2 separate regions of the Homo sapiens genome follow, and region 1 is linked to region 2. The links are chromatin loops, found by intact Hi-C in ENCODE. Cell type or tissue: prostate gland. All regions are shown on one strand. Links, peaks and the distances in the headings refer to the core of each region. The heading gives the core; the rest is flanking DNA.

Evidence for each region. A loop is a pair of places that touch in the nucleus more often than their neighbours do. Peaks named below come from ENCODE experiments on the same cell type or tissue, not always from the same donor. Only the 100,000 strongest peaks of a DNase experiment are listed, where the experiment ranks them.
Region 1: it touches region 2 in a loop (6-fold over the local background); 3 of 110 quality-filtered maps call a loop at or near these places.

Annotation. Positions count from the first base shown.
Region 1 is chr17:36,132,330-36,135,236 of GRCh38, reverse strand. All of the region lies in intron 2 of LOC101927369 (a long non-coding RNA gene), which reads left to right. LOC107985055 (a long non-coding RNA gene) reads right to left here and starts at 86. Exons shown (of 2, transcript XR_001752867.2): 1 at 19-86. In prostate gland, for the core only: no CTCF peak of the experiment used is centred there; a DNase peak (open chromatin) is centred at 1,256.
Region 2 is chr17:36,462,668-36,465,574 of GRCh38, reverse strand. No RefSeq gene overlaps it. Among named protein-coding and RNA genes, the nearest start is that of ZNHIT3, 23 kb to the left of the region's middle. In prostate gland, for the core only: no CTCF peak of the experiment used is centred there; a DNase peak (open chromatin) is centred at 1,474; H3K27me3 peaks cover 759 bases.

The DNA.
Region 1 (2,907 bases), core at 137-2,636, 330 kb after region 2:
GGACTCAATTGTACTCACCTTTTCCTTGGGCAGGCAGTTGGGGCTGCAGACACAACACTCACACAGCAATGTACTGGGAAGATCTTCTGAAGACACAGATTCAAGACAAATATGTATCTCTCTGACCATGAAGAGGGATGTTAGAACCCCAGAACAGAGATAATATGTTTTGCAAGGACACAAATACTATGGGGCCTGTTGTGGAGGTGTAATAATTCTTTTTCAAACATTCAAACATTCAAATAATTCTTTCTTCAAACATTCTTTTTCCTCTGTGCCAGGGCTCCATTCAGGCTATAAGATATGTGGCTACCATATGTTCCCTGGTGGAGGTGAATATGGTTAGGATGGGACCGAAGAATAAGGTTGGCAAATGTGTAGCTCCTAAAATTTCAAAAAAAAAAAAAAAGTTTTTTTTTTTTTTTTTTTTTTGAGATGCAATCTCACTCTGTCACCCAGGCTGGAGTGCTGTGGTGCAATCTCAGCTCACTGCAACCTCTGCCTCCCGGGTTCAAGCGATTCTCCTGCCTCAGCCTCCCGGGTAGCTGGGATTACAGGCATGTACCACTATGCCCAGCTAATATTTTTGTATTGTTAGTAAAGACAGGGTTTCACTATGTTGGCCAGGCTAGTCTTGAGCTCCTGACCTCAGCTGATCCACCCACCCTGGCCTCCCGAAGTGCTGGGATTACAGGCATGAGCCACCTCGCCTGGTGTAAAAATCCAAATTTAAGATACAAATATTTTGGGAGAAGATGCAATCGGGAGCAAGAGAGTGAGAAGTAATTGTAAGAGTGCTGTCTCCTGACTCTTGCCCCACTGGCCAGAGTCCTGGGATGGGGTATAACTAGACCCTGCCTTCATGTTTGGGGGTCTTGGAGTAGAAGATTCCAGGTTTTTTTTTTTTATTTATTTAGGCAGGACCCTCAATGATAGAAAGTCTTATAGATAAGTTCCACAGTGTAACCATGGAGAGGAGGCATCCCTATATCAAAACTGGAGGTGCAGTATGCCTAAACATGAGCAGGGCAGAGGCAGCTCTCTGATTTTCCATGAGCACAGAGTATCATGGGAGGATCAACTTAATCATCTGATTCCCCTGAGAGGAAGACCGAAGTTAATTGAAAAACAGCTGATGGACTTGTAAAAGGTAGCCATGACCAGTACAAAAGAGCAGTCTTTGCTTACGATTTCACCAGAGCATGCCTAAAGCCTGGAAAATTGCCAGCAGTCTAAAAAGTGGATGTTCTGTTGACTTAGCAACTATTCCCAGCTATAAAAGGAAATAGCACTACTGCTGTACAATGTAGACAGTGTGGAAAAAACAGTATGAATGGAACTCAGATTATTCCTGGGGTCTCTCCTTGCTTTACTGTGTCAGTGTGTATAAGCTCATGAAAGATGTCTATAACTCTGTACAGGTTGGGTCATCAAGGGCTCAGATCTCCTCCAGAATAAAAATCTGAGTCATTCCACCAGAAAAAATTGCACCAATCAATCGAGGGGGTGGCTGAAGGCAAAGGGAACATGGATTGGATAAGCGGAGGCAGGAATTTGTTACAATAAGCTACAGCCTCACAACCAGTTTCAGAAATACTCTCCATCTACCCATATTTCATTTTTTATTGTTGGGTATATGTTTCTGTATTTAATCTTCTTTTCTCTTTCTTCTCCCATTTTCTCACTATTATAACTAGGTGAGTTAGTGGTGGTTGACTTTTAGTATATTTCATAGGATATGAAATATCAGTACAGGATCACAAAAGAACAAGAGATGAAGTGGGCACTATCAGGAGATCCTGAACTTGGAGCTGAATGAAAATAGCAAGTATTGGGCTGTCTTTGGGGACAAGATGAGTGGATTTTCAGTAGTACAGGGGCATATGCAGCAGTACCTGCATTATATTAGGTAGGGTTTGAATCCAAGGGAATGTACGAATATGCAGGCAGAGTTTGGGAATATTCCCAGCAGTGCTGATGCAGCCAGGAGTCCAGCAGTGGTGGTGAGTATTCAGGGTATTAATACAGCATTGGCACATGTCAGAGTCTTCTTGCTGTATGGACATGTACATAGCTATATTCTGTATTGCCCGACGCCTTTGTTTGCTGCCTATCACACCTTCCTATCAATTTTCCATGCTACTCTTAACATTCCAATAAGTAGGGTCAGTTTCAGTTATTTGCATAAAAACCTTTTGCCTGGTTAGCTCCCAGAACTGTGAACTCCTACAAATGCTCAAAGGGTGCTATGTTCTCACAGTCCTCCCTGCCCCAGAATCAACTAATACTGGGAGTAATTGGAGAGAGTTCTCCTCTCACCACAGGACTTAGTATGGGTTGAGGAAGAGATAACATTGAGGCAGGAGTAAATACACAGAGACTGTGAGCAACCTATTCACACAGATCATTTCTGCCTTGGGGTCTGCTCAGGCCCAGTCACACTTTTAGCTTTTCCATTTGACGGGGTGTTGCTGGACATGCCCTACTTGATGGCTAAGTGGATCAGATAACACCCAGCTCACATGGGTGGTAATGTCACACATGAATGGTTGGGCATTCAGTCTTTTCAGAGTTTTAGCTAGTTCTACAAAAAAGAGTAGGTACTTTCCACAGAGAACAGGAACTTGCTCCAAAACCCTAGGGGCTTTCACTGTGATTCTTCTGTCAGGGTTTTCCGGTTCTATACAGCATTCCTGAGCAACTCCAGACATTTTGTGTATCAAAGACCTATTGGTTTATGAGGGCCAAGAGTCAGAGCTACACAAATTTCAGTTTGAGTCAACCAGAGAGACATTGGTTTTTCTTGACATAACTCAAAGCTAATATTTTGTTAAGTTTAGATCACAGGGATACTTCATCTCCCATGGGGAACCTCCATGAGATAGTAATTTCCTGAATTTTTATAAA
Region 2 (2,907 bases), core at 239-2,738:
ACAGAGGCCCCCAGTGCACAGTTGTGTGCATTGGTGCCCATATCCCCTTGCTCAACTTCTAGGAACTGGCTCTGGCCCCCTGCACACTCCACAGGCCCCTCCTGCCAATCTGCCTCTAACAATTTTCCTGCCTTCCCCTTTGGAGGGCAAAGACCAGAGGTGGCCCCTTGTTTTGTTGAGAAGCTCAGGGATCTGGTTCTTCCAAGGAGTCTTGGAATCAATCCCTCCTTGTCACTGTGCCCTAGAGTGTCTTGTAGCCTCCATTCCCATGGGTCTTCTTGGGCAGGTGGCAAATAGAGCTGACTGAGCAGTAGGGTGACTCCTTCCAACCTAGAATCCCAAGCTGCACAGTAAGGACGTAAGAGGACCGCCAGGCCCAGCACTCCCACTCTCCCCATGTGAGGGTAAAAGTTGATGACATCTCCCAGCCCTGCGAAGGTCCCGCATCCCACTACCTGCCCTCCCGCAGCTGGAAGGGCTGACTCCTGGAGAGGGAGGATTTACCTGAGGGCTCTGACCACCTTAACTGCCCAATGCCTTTCTGGAGACAGTGGCTGCCAAAGGAGACACGGACCTGTTGCCCATCTGGACAGTGTTTGTCAGGGAAGAAAGGGCGGCTTATGCAGCAGCCAGGCAGCACCGGGAAGGAGCTGGGTTGCTCCCGCCTTCCCGTTTGCATCACGCGACTCCGCGGGTCCCAGCGCGGCCCTGGCTAACCCGGATCGGCGCCACTGCCGGGTCACTGAGCCTCTCCAGGACGGAGCCTCGCTTCGCGCAGGAGCCCAGGCCATCCTCGCTGCGGAAAAAAGGCGGGATTCCTCTCCTGACCCATAGTAAACGAGCTGCGCTGGGGCGCGGGGAGCAGACTGCTTTTCTGGGGAAGCCGTGGGGCTCTCCACTTTTCGGGGTGGGGAGGGGAAGCTGAGCAGGGCGCAGACCAGGGGCCTGCCACATGGCCTCTGCGCCAAAAGAGTAGAGCCCAGGATGAGGGGCCCCTAGCCAGGCAGACCCAGCCCAGGAGGTTTTGGGTCTTGGGGCCTTGGGTGTGGACTGGTCCTAGATGAGCCCGCCAGGTTGGGTGCCACCGGCCTTGACGGGTTCAGGAGATGGGACGTTATGTCTAGACGCCGCCACGCTTTATCGCAAGCCCGGGCCTCATCTAGACCCCAAGGGGCACCCCAACCTGTTTAGGGTTCCCGGGACTCGTGCGCTTGCCCGCCTAAGGCGGTAAATTGCCATCGTCTCCAAAGGCCGCCCCCACTTCGTCCGCTCCCCACCCGCCCCCAACCCCAGGCTCAGAACCCGCCAGAGCAATCCAGGCCCGTTCTCTAGGTCAGAAATGCCGGCCCTGGGGTCATTTGTCCCTGTAGGGAGAGCGCCACCCGCTTGCCCCGGGGCGCTGTCCAAGCCGCGGTGCTGAAGCGCTCCGGGCCCTGACTCAGCGAACACACAGTCGTCACCGCGTGCAGCCGCCACTCCCCAGCCTGGGCCCGCTCCAGGCCGCGCCCACACCGGCTAATCATCCGCCCGGATGCACGTCTGCCTCATCAGGCTTAAACTAGAATCGCCTCGGAGGTTGGAGATTCCTGAGGAGGCCCAGAAAGGGCCAATGCTTGTCCCGGGCCAGGCAGCTGGGAGAGTGTGGAGCTCCATTCCTGAGCTCCATCCCGGATCCCGCAAGCAGCGGCTCACTCTGCCTGCTCCAGACCCGTCCCCTCCAGTGAGCCCAGAGGAGGGTCCACTCACTCTCGAAGAACGCATTCTTCCCACTGGCATCCAAGCCCAGCAGACCCTGCTACCTATGGGGTGGTGGGGGGGAGCGCAGTCAGACAATCCCTGGAATTGGTCCCGCACACCGCCAGCAGTGAAGATGCCTCTCTCCCTTATTTCTGGATGCCCCCCACAGCTTCTATGGATGCCCACAACCCCTTCCTCCCTCCACCCTCAATGTCCAAGCAGGCAAAGAAGACCGGGTGTCCCCAGTGAAGGGCTCTGCAGTGAGGGGTCTAGAATCTTGCCCTTGAAGGAGTAAATGATATCCCTCGAGTTGAGCGTGATCATGATGGCATGATATTGGGCCAGGCACTAGTCCAGCAAAGAGAGGCCAGAAGAAGCAGCCAGATGGCAGTGCTGGTGCCCAGAACCATGACCTGTCTTGCCCCAGGCCCCCACGGGTGACTTCTTAGAGTCGGCCAAGGATCAGTGCAGGCCAGGAGAGAGATGAGATAATAGTCAAGGCAAAAGGGTTTTGAGAGGATGTTCCAGGGGAGCAGAGCTAGCTGCCAGCACTCATTTGGTAGATACAAATGTCGTGTCCTGGTCTCTGGTCTCGGCAGATGTGTTCAATAACTCACGTCTGGCATCTCCAACTGCTAGGCCGTTCCATTTCGAGCTGTGGAGAGCATTCTGGCTAGACCCCGTGAGCAGGGCCCCAGGGGACTGGGCTCTGTGTCAGGGATGAGTTCACACTATGGCAAAGAGCAGGTGGTGGCCTCAGGGCTGTTGAGCTGTCCCAGAACAGGATTCTTTTCTTTTCTTTCTTTCTTTCTTTCTTTCTTTCTTTCTTTCTTTCTTTCTTTCTTTTCTTTTCTTTCTCTTTCTTTCTTTCTCTTTCTTTCTTTCTTTCTTCCTTCCTTCCTTCCTTCCTTCCTTCCTTCCTTCCTTCCTTCCTTCCTTCCTTTCTTTCTTTCCTTTTTTGAGATGGAGTCTCACTCTGTCACCCAGGCTGGAGTGCAGTGGCATGATCTTGGCTCACTGCAACCTCCATCCCACGGATTCAAGTGATTCTCCTACCTCAGCCTCCCAAGTAGCTGGGATTACAGGTGCCCACCACCATGCCCAGCTAATTTTTGTGTTTTTAGATAGACATGGGGTTTCGCCATGTTGGCCAAGCTGGTCTGCAACTCC